2 separate regions of the Homo sapiens genome follow, and region 1 is linked to region 2. A link is a loop called in an ENCODE intact Hi-C map of the cell type or tissue named here. Cell type or tissue: endothelial cell of umbilical vein. All regions are shown on one strand.

Region 1 (5,000 bases), 79 kb after region 2:
TAGTTTAGTTGGCAACTAAGACATGTGCATAAGGAAGGATACATGAGTGATGTGATACACTTGTATGTTGGGTAGATGGAATGTGTTATGGCTAGCTAGAGGCAGGTGACCTGTGTGGAGATCTTGACGGGCTGACTCCTAGGTATCTCTTGTGACTTGTGTACTTTTCCCTTGCAGTTCCTGAGGGAAGACCTCAATTACCATGACCCAACAGTGAAACACAGCACCTTCCATGGTGAGGATAAGCTCATCAGCGTGGAGGACCTGTGGAAGGCATGGAAGTCATCAGAAGGTAATAGGCAGCCTGGTCATCAATCCTAGTTGTGGGAAGGTTTAGAGAAGAGAGAAGCAGCAACTTGGCCTTAGAAGAACATGTATATAAAATGCTTAGTAAAGGGCAAATTATTGAAGTTATTCTACATATAGTCACTAAAAAAGACTGAATATAGTCACTCTGCTGGGCATGGGGGAAGGTTCTCCAGAGTTGGCGTTTTTCTTCATTAGGATACTTTTTGAATTCTATCCTATTCCTACCCCTTTCGTCACCCACCTAACCCTGGCATAGGAATCTTCCAGGTTCTGCTGCTTTATCTCCAGAGATAGGGAGCTTGCTGGTCTCTTGAGGCAGCCCCTTTCTTCTCTAGCTTCCCACTTAGTCCCAGCTCTGCTGAGTCCTAGACAATTCAAAGATTGGGTGAGGGTACAGACAGACTCTCTCCTCTTCTATACCATCTTGATTGAAAGCTTTTCTATACCATTTTGGTTGAAAGCTCCTGAGTCTTCTTTTTTCCAGGTTAAGTAGCCCTACTTCTTGAAGAAAACATTTTCTCAGCCTCCTTCTTGTCTTGATTTCCTGCCTATAAGCACTTTTGTTAATGTGTTTCTTAGATCCTATAGTTGGCTGCAGACCTCCAAGTGTGATTTTATCATCACGGAGTTGAGCAGGACTGTCACCTTCTTGTTTCTGAATCCTGTGCATCTGTTAGTGCAGTCTGATTAGATTCTGGTGCCTCACTAGTCATACCACTCTACTGACCCATGTTGAGCTTAATGAAAACTTCAGATTTCTGTAAAACTGCTAAACCATGATTACCATTTTTTTTTTCTGGAGCATTTCCTTCAGAGTTCTTAGTGAAAGAGCATGTCTAATTGTGCGAGACTTGACAGGGAAGGGGAAAACAGGGCTTTAGCTTCCTCTCCATTTATATCTGTGGCTAGGGCACAGATAACAATAAGACTAGAAGAAATCTCTCTTCCCAGGGTCTCTTAGGGCAGGTTCTGATGTAACAGGGGTTAAATGTAAGTAACCATCAGGATCCCTGGTTTTTATTTGAGGAACCTTAGGCCTAGATGTATAAAGTTACTTGTCATTATCATGCATTTAGTAGAGCCAGAACTTCAGCTGTAGGCCAATGCTTTTCAATACCCTCTTGGTTGAAAGCATTAGTCTAAGGTAGAGAAGACTAGTTTTGGTAGGAATGAGGCAGTTTCTATTTTTATTTACATTTTAATTTAGGCTTATAGAATTTGAGATCTGAAAGGGATAATCTATATTGTAGATGGGGAGCATTAAATGTGAAGCAGGAAGACCTGGATTCTAATCCTGATTATGGGATGGACAGGCTGATGCTTCCTGTTAACTCTATGTTTTATCAATGTAGAAGAAAAATTAGGCAGCTGTAGGAGAGAGCTTCCTGGATATCTTTGGAAGCTGAGTTCCTTCTGGGGGCTTTTCTTTAATAGCTCTCGAGCAACTCAGGCTATGTACTGATGAAGATTAAGCAGTGACATGAGCTTTGGAACTATACCAGCGGTGCCAGGAAAAAATCTTCCATTAGCATCATTTAGTTTTGGCTTTCTTATTTTTCTCTAATAACATGAGGACAGGGTGGCTGGTTTTTAAGAGTGGGTTTCAAAAGTAGGAACTTAGAATTAAAGATGGCAGGGAGAGCATTCTGGCCTTTTCTGAAAGCTCGCATAGAAGTATCTAGGAAAGGAAAGTGAGAGGGCAGAAACAGAGGGACTAAATCATAATGCTAGAAAACAGCTCCAGGCAGTTTTCTGGCAAGGACTTTATTTTTGGACTTAGCAACTATTTGGAACACTTCCAGTGTATTCTAAATTACAGGAAAATGAAAGACAATGGAGTGAGGTTTTTTGGGGGAGAGTCCTCATTAACCATGAGTGGAGAAAAGCATTTCAATGCAGTGATGTAGTTCACAGCTGAGAAATGATATATATGTACCCTATTAGAATTTGCTCACTGTGTGTTATACCTGGTGATTTGACAGACTAAAAGTGAGAATTTTTATATGTCCTCTTCCTCCCAATAATTTGCTTCATTATTCAGAAAAAGGCCCCTAATCTCTCCGGAGTGATGATTTCCAGAGCTACAAAAAGCATTTAATATTCTGGCACCGGCTCAAACTAGCTGTTCTGAGTTTAGCTAGATGATGTAGATGTCAGCAGTGGTCACTTGTGTTCAGAACATTAGCTGGCTAGTGTCAGTACCATCTGTGTGATTAGCATTGTTAACATTTTTCTGACTAATGTTGGGAGCCAGTCTTTTCTCTGTGTTATATAGATCTTAGCAGAAAAGTTTTCTAATCTCTATCTTAGCCAACTCTGGGCTTTAGGAATAAAAACAGCAGCAGCAACGACAAAAACTGAAAAACTACTTTAACATTTATATAGTATTTAATATGTGCTAGGCACTGTTTCTAAGTGTTTTACATATATTAACTTATTTCTCACAGAAACCATATGAAGTATAGATATTATGATTATACAGAGTTAGCACAGACTTCACAAGTTAAGTTCACAGCCCCCGATAAGATTACTCTCACTTCAGACATCAGCCATAATTTCAAGCTGTTCCCAGGTCACCTGCACTTCTGACCAGCTGACTACAATTCATGCATTACCATGGCCTTCTCAGGTTTGATAATTAACTAGGACTACTCAGAGAATTCAAGAAAGCCCTATACTTATGATTACAATTTTATTATAAAAGTTACAAATCAGGACCAGCCAAAAGAAGAAATTTATAGGGCAAGATATTGGAGGGTCCTGAATATGGCACTTTTGTGTCCTCTCCTTGTGGAATCAGGACACATCTCCATTTCCAGCACATCAGAGTGTTTGCCAGCCAGGAAACTCAACTGAACTTTGGTGTTCAGTGTTTTTCTTAGGGTTTCATTACATAGGCAAGTTTGATTGAATTCTTAGGCACATGATTGAACTTAATATCCAGCTCCCTTTTTCTCCATAAAGGTTGGATTGGTATCACCAGGCTCAGAGCCCCAATGTTCTAGTCACGTGGTTGATTTTTATAGTGACCACCCCCCATCCTGAGTCATCTTATCAGCCTGAACTCATGTGTGATCCAAGGGACCCACCAGGAATAATAAAGACATTCCTATCACTGGGAATATTCCAAAAGTTCAGTGGGTACCTCCCAGTAACCCAGGACAAAGATCTGCCAAATTCTTTATTATACAACATTGAATAATTAAGTATGGAAGAACTGGTAAAGCAGGGTTGAAGAAGGACCAAGAATGAGGGCCACTCCAGGAAATCCAGCAGCAGAGACTAGGGGATTCGCCTTTTCTTTTTTTTCTTTTTTCTTTTTTTTGAGACAGAGTCTCACTCTGTCACCTGGGCTGGAGTGCAGTGGCGCAATCTCAGCTCACTGCCACCTCCGCCTCCCAGGTTCAAGCGATTCTCCTGCCTCAGCCTCCCGAGTAGCTGGGACTACAGGTGTGTGCCAGTGCGCCCAGCTAATTTTTGTATTTTTAGTAGAGACGGGGTTTCACCGTGTTGGTTGGCCAGGATGGTCTCAATCTCTTGACCTCATTATCTGCCCACCTCGGCCTCCCAAAGTGCTGGGATTATAGGTGTGAACCACCGTGCCTGGGGAATTGGCCTTTTCTAATTAGCTACTTTCATATGACCCAGCTTTATTCATTTTTTATTTCTAAGTGTCTTTGCTCAAGAGTCAGATATGACAAGAGAAGAATCAGATTGGCGTAGTGTGGATTACAGATTTAAATAGGGTGTTGATGGTGGGAGTGTGTGTGTAGGGTTTGGAGAGAGCTGCAATTTCCAGCCCCTACAGGATCATATGAGGTTAGAGGAGTGGCAGTTCTTTAAAGGAAGGGTGGCTGGGTAGTTTTGTAGAATCCTTGAGAAATAGAATTACTGCTTGCATATTTGAGCCATTGGAAACAATAACAGTGTCATTTTTGGAGAAGAATGATGGGAGGCACTGACCTAAGGGAATTCTCCTCTAACCATGGCTTTCATTTTTTCTAAGCAAAGTGCATCGTTACTGTTTCTCTTCTCCTTTCCTGGACACTAGATTTTAAATGATGCTATCTGCCAAACAAAGTATATTTCTTCTTTTGAGACAGAGTCTCACTCTGTAGCCCAGGCTGGAGTTCAGTGGCATGATCTTTGCTCACTGCAGCCTCTGCCTCCTGGATTCAAGGCTTCTTTTGCCTCAGCCTCCCGAGTAGCTGGGATTACAAGTGTGCACCATCACGTCCAGCTAATTTTTGTATTTTTAACGGAGATGGGGTTTTACCATGTTGGCTAGGCTGGTCTTGAACTCCTGATCTCAAGTGATCTACCCGCCTCAGCCTCCTAAAATGCTGGGATTACAGGCGTGAGCCACTGTGCCTGGTGAATATTTCTTTTTTTTTCTTTCTTTTTCTTTTCTTTTTTTTTTTCGAGGTGGAGTCTTGCTCTGCTGCCCAGGCTGGAGTGCAGTGGAATGTTCTCGGCTCACTGCAACCTCTGCCTTCCAAGTTCAAGAGATTCTCCTGCGTCAGCCTCCCGAGTAGCTGGGATTACAGGCGTGAACCCCCACGCCCGGCTAATTTTTGTATTTTTAGTAGAGACGGGGTTTCACCATGTTGGACCAGGCTGGTCTCGAACTCCTGACTATAGGTGATCCGCCTGCCTCGGCCTTCCAAAGTTCTAGGATTACAGGCGTGAGC
Region 2 (5,000 bases):
TAATGGCAACTGCCTCACTGGCAGTTATTGTGAGAATTTAAATAAGGCAGTATATATGGAGAGTGGAGACTAGTGCCTGGCATATGGTAAGCATTCAAAAATGTTGTGTAGGCTGGGCATGGTGGCTCACGCCTGTAATCCCAGCACTTTGGGAGGCTGAGGCGGGTGGATCACCTGCGGTCAAGAGTTTGAGATCAGCCTGGCCAACATGGTGAAACACAATCTTTACTAAAAATAAAAAAATAAAAAAAAAAAGAAAAGAAAATTAGCTGGACATGGTGGTGCACACCTGTAATTCCAGCTACTCGGGAGGCTGAGGTAGGAGAATCACTTGAACCCGGGAGGCGGAGGTTGCAGTGAGCCGAGATTGCACCACTGCACTCCAGCCTGGGCGACACAGTAAGACTCTGTCTCAAAAAAAATAATGTTGTGTATTATTATAATAATCATTATTGCTTAACTTCTTCCCTGATTGAAACTCTGTTAGGCCAGGGACCATGTCTATTTTATTATTATATCTATAGTTCTTAGCACAGGTGTATTAGCCATTCTTGCATTGTTATAAAGAAATACCTGAGGCTGGGTAATTTATAAAGAAAAGAGGTTTAATTGGCTCACAGTTCTGCAGGCTTTACAGGAAGCATGGTGCTGGCAACTGCTTAGCTTCTAGGGAAGCCTCAGAAAGCTTACAGTCATGGTGAAAGGCAAAGATGGAGCAGACACTTAACATGGTAAAAGCAAGAGCAAGATAGAGAGTGGGTGGGGAGAGATGCCATACACTCTAAACCAGATCTTGTGAGAACTATCATGAAGACAGCATCAAGCCAGGAGGGATCCGCCCCCATGACCCACACACCTCCCACCAGGCTCCACCTCCGGCATAGGTGAGTACAATTCAACATGAAATTTGGGTAGGGATGAATATCCCAACTATATCAATGGGGTTGGAACAGCAGGCGCTGGATAGGAATTTCTTGAATAATAGTATACATTTGAATGCTGAATTTTCCTTATACAATACTAATTTTATGATCATGAGCAAGAGACTTGCCCTCTCTACACCCCAGTTTTCATATCTGTTAAATGGGAATCAAAATATTTGTCCTGTAGGCCTGATGTGAGAATTAAATTAATATGAAATGCCAGGAAGTGTGTAAATGTCATTCGTCTCCATACCTGTTGGCTGTGTGCATGTGGAACCCAAGAATCTGCTGGTTCCTATAGTACCCCTATAGTGAGCTAAACCCAGAGATGCTTCTGAGGTGATGTTTTCTGGATATTTGGCCTAGGACAAAGAAAGTAGCATACTTTGAGATTATTCTTAGCATTTCTGGCCTTTTCTATCTGCCTGCCCTGCTTGTTCTTCGTTGGATTCTAGGTTCCTAAAAATAACCAGAATATTTTTCTGCCTCTTAGTTTTCCAAGTGTCTTAAGCAATCAGAAGCATTTTAATTTTGGCTCCTTTAGGCTGGCCCTGTTTGGTTCTGTCATTGTTAGCCATTACCATATCCTGCTTATATTATGTTTCCTGACCTGCTATACTTTTTCCAGGGCCAAAACACTACCCACATCGCTCCAGGTAAATAACTTTATTTGGCTCACTCTAACCAGTTGGGAAGCACAGTGGCCCATGAGGTTAGAAGCCTTGAGTTCCAGTGCTGGCTCTGCCACTGTGTGACTGTGTGACATTGGGCATAGCCCTTTCCCTCTCTGTGTCTCAGGCTGTCATCATTAAAATGAATGATTTGAACCAACTCAGTGCTTTGTAAGAGTCCTTAAGTTCTGTATTTGAGTTTGGACAAATCACTTCTCTTTTGGGGGGGTCTTAGTTTCCTCATCTGTAAAACTAAGTATGTTGGCTTGAATAATTTACAAAGGCATATATAAACCTGAATATTTTCTCCTCATTCTTAGTGTTTTTTTTTTTTTTTCTTTCTGCCTTGTATTACTTTCTGGAACATTTCTGTGACAGTTAACAGCTGTGGACAGGAAACCCTTGAACACTTCTAACTTGGCAAATGTTGCTGCTCCTCTGAACCTCATCCCAGCCCATTTCCTGTGTTTACAGCTTTTGGGTTTTGCACTTAGTGACAGGCCTGACAGGTCATATTGTAGTTTTCTCTTCATAGCCTGGTACAGGGTAGACCAAAGTGAGCACCAATTTGAGTGTCAGAAGACAGAGTTTCAGTCTCTGCTCAGCTGTATGACCTTATGGAAGTGACCTCCCTTCTCAGGGTTCAATTTCCTCCTCTCTGGAGCCAGAAAGTTTTAACGAGGGAGGCTTTCTGGCTCTGATGTTGAATATATGTCTCTTGTTTATTACTGCTGACGGGGGCCCTCTGTTTCACCTGTTTTTTCCACATACTCCATCCTACAAGAGACACAGCAGGCTACCTTTGCATTTCCTATATTGGACAAAATAAGAGGAAGAAAGGAAGCCAAACAGCTCTCCCAGGCTCAGTTGGCAGCAGAGAGGAGTTGAGGTGAGAAGCTGGTGTCACCGAATTGCCCAGTAAATCAGCTGTGTGGTTGGTAACCAGGTAGGCACCTGTATGCATTTATTCTTATCAAGGCTCTGGAGACAGACTGTATCCTACTTCCAGACCTACTTTCACCATATATGTGACCTTGGGGAAGTCACTTATTGTATCTGGGCTTCAGTTTTCTCATTTTTTATTGAGGATAATAAAAGTACTGACTTTACAAAGTTTCAAAGAGACAACGTATGTAGAAGTGATCAACATAGTTCCTGACATGTTCATCCTCCCTTTCTCCCTTAGACAGTTAACAGTATTCTTAATTCTGTTCTTGTGGAGAAAGCAAAAAGACACTCAAGTTCCATTCTAGAGGAGCTAACAGGCCACATGAGAACAGAATACAGTTAGGTTTAGAAGAGCTCTTATGAGGTGGTCCGTTGGCCAGTGTAGGCTCAATACTCTGACCTCAAAATGGGAGACTTATAGGGCGCGGAGTAGTTAAAGAAGGCATCCCAGGGCCTTCCCTGGGCCTTGAAGGTTCAGAAAGTATTAGACATGAAAAGCTAGAGAGAGAATAATTCTAGGTACCTATCTACCCTTTCTCAAGCTCTGGTGCTTTGTTTTGTATAGGTCAGTTTCCCATATATCTCCCTTTCTCTTCTTCTAGGTGGTTATTATCCAAGGGGCTTATCTTTTCTTTTTTTAATATATAAGAGAAAAAAATTAAGGGATGAGGAGAACCTAATATTTATTAAGAACAAGCTAGTTTTACTTGAATCTGTAGGCTATGTAGTTTGCTTGCATAATCTTACTTATTTAGAAAAATACATTATTATGCCGTATTTTACAGATGAAAAAATAGTGCCTCCAAAAGGTTAGACAACTTTTCTAGCTCTACAATAACAAATTATGATGACAAATCAAAGGAGCCCTACGTGAGCCAGTTTAGAAGACATGTATAAGCAGGTGTCAGTTGTGCTTATTCATTCCAAGTTCTCAATCTATAATAGTCTGGTTCTTTTTACACTTATCTTCTAAATACGTCTATCTTATTCCTAGTTCCAACCTGTACTCACCTCCTGCTCTTAGCAGTTATTCCCAATCCTCTAAATCTCCAGTTCTACCATTAATTTAGATTGTACCTTCCTGCCCCAACCTTAGATCCCTTAATTCTCTTCTCAAATATTTACCAAGCATCTACTATATGCCAGGCTAGACACGAATGCAAATACCAATTTCTGCTTAGATATTTCAGTGTACTAGTTAGACAATTACAACAAAAATAACATGGTAATAATTGAACACTTACTATGTGCCATGCTCTATTTGAAGTACTTTATATGTATTAACTCATTTAATTCTCACAACCCTATGAGGTGGATACTGTTTTCTCCTTATTTTACAGATAGAAATGTAGGCATAGAGAATTTAAGTAATTGGTCCAAATTGTGATACAGAGAAGCACAGGGACTATAAGAGCACAGAAGAGGGACTCCTAATCAAACCCCGGGGGTCAGTATAGAGAAGGCTCCTAGAGAAATTAGAAAAAGCCTGAGTAGAATCTTGAAACCTGAGTATGAATTAGTCAGGTGCAGAATGGGGCAAGGATATTGCGGGCAGAGGGAACATCATGTACAAAGCCACAAAGTGAGCCTTGCATATTTATGGAACTGAAAGTAATTTAGTATGGTGGGAGTGTAGGGTATATGTGAGCTGGTGAGTGGCAGGAGATAAGGCTAGAAAATGCTATAGAGACAGCCTCTTGAAAAAGTCTTGCATGCTTTTCTAAATTATATTCATTGCAAAGGCCAAGTATTCCCAGTCTTGGGGATTTGAATCCCTGAAAGGGGTCCTTGAGGGGTGTCTCATGAATCCATATTATTTCCTCAGTCATTTTTCAACCAGTGGTTAGTAAAAGCACACCTATCATTACATGGAGCTCTTTGGAATTCCTCACTGAAAAAAGTTAGGCATCACTGTTAAGGGAGTTTGGGAACCCTGTGAAGGATTTTTTAAATTAAAATTTTTATTGAGATGATTATAGATTTACATGGAGTCCTAAGAAATAATATGGAGAGATCACTGGAAAACTTTGCAGTTTCCTCCATGGTAACATTTTGGACAAGCTGTAGTATATCATGGCCAGGATATTGACATTGACATTGATAAAATCCACCAATCTTGTTCAGATTTCCCAGTTTTACTTGTACTCATCTATGTGTATAAAGTTCTATTCCAACACCACAAAGATCCTTCCTATTCTTTTATAACCACTCCCGTCTCCTTTCAACCCCATTCCTCATTCCTAATCTCTCTCTGCCTTCCATTTCTAGAATTTTATCCTTTCAAAAATGTTACATAAATGGAATCACAGAGTATATAACCTTTTGGAATTGGCTTCTTTCTTTTTTTTCTTTTCTCAGTTCAGTTCCTTGGAAACTCATCCAAGTTGTGTGTATCAATAGGTCATTCATTTTTTTTTTTTTTTTTGAGACAGAGTCTTGCTCTGTTGCCCAGGCTGGA

Evidence for each region. Hi-C counts contacts between places; a loop is a spot of excess contacts. Peaks named below come from ENCODE experiments on the same cell type or tissue, not always from the same donor. Only the 100,000 strongest peaks of a DNase experiment are listed, where the experiment ranks them.
Region 1: a loop joins it to region 2, with 2.0 times the contacts of the local background. A loop is called at or near these places in 4 of 110 quality-filtered maps.

What each region holds. Positions count from the first base shown.
Region 1 is chr11:4,023,696-4,028,695 of GRCh38, forward strand. It overlaps STIM1 (stromal interaction molecule 1), which reads left to right. Exons shown (of 13, transcript NM_001382567.1): 3 at 178-292. Among named protein-coding and RNA genes, the nearest start is that of RRM1, 69 kb to the right of the region's middle. In endothelial cell of umbilical vein, no CTCF peak of the experiment used is centred here; a DNase peak (open chromatin) is centred at 2,116; H3K27ac peaks cover 2,174 bases.
Region 2 is chr11:3,945,185-3,950,184 of GRCh38, forward strand. All of the region lies in intron 1 of STIM1 (stromal interaction molecule 1), which reads left to right. Among named protein-coding and RNA genes, the nearest start is that of PPIAP40, 54 kb to the left of the region's middle. In endothelial cell of umbilical vein, no CTCF peak of the experiment used is centred here; a DNase peak (open chromatin) is centred at 2,047.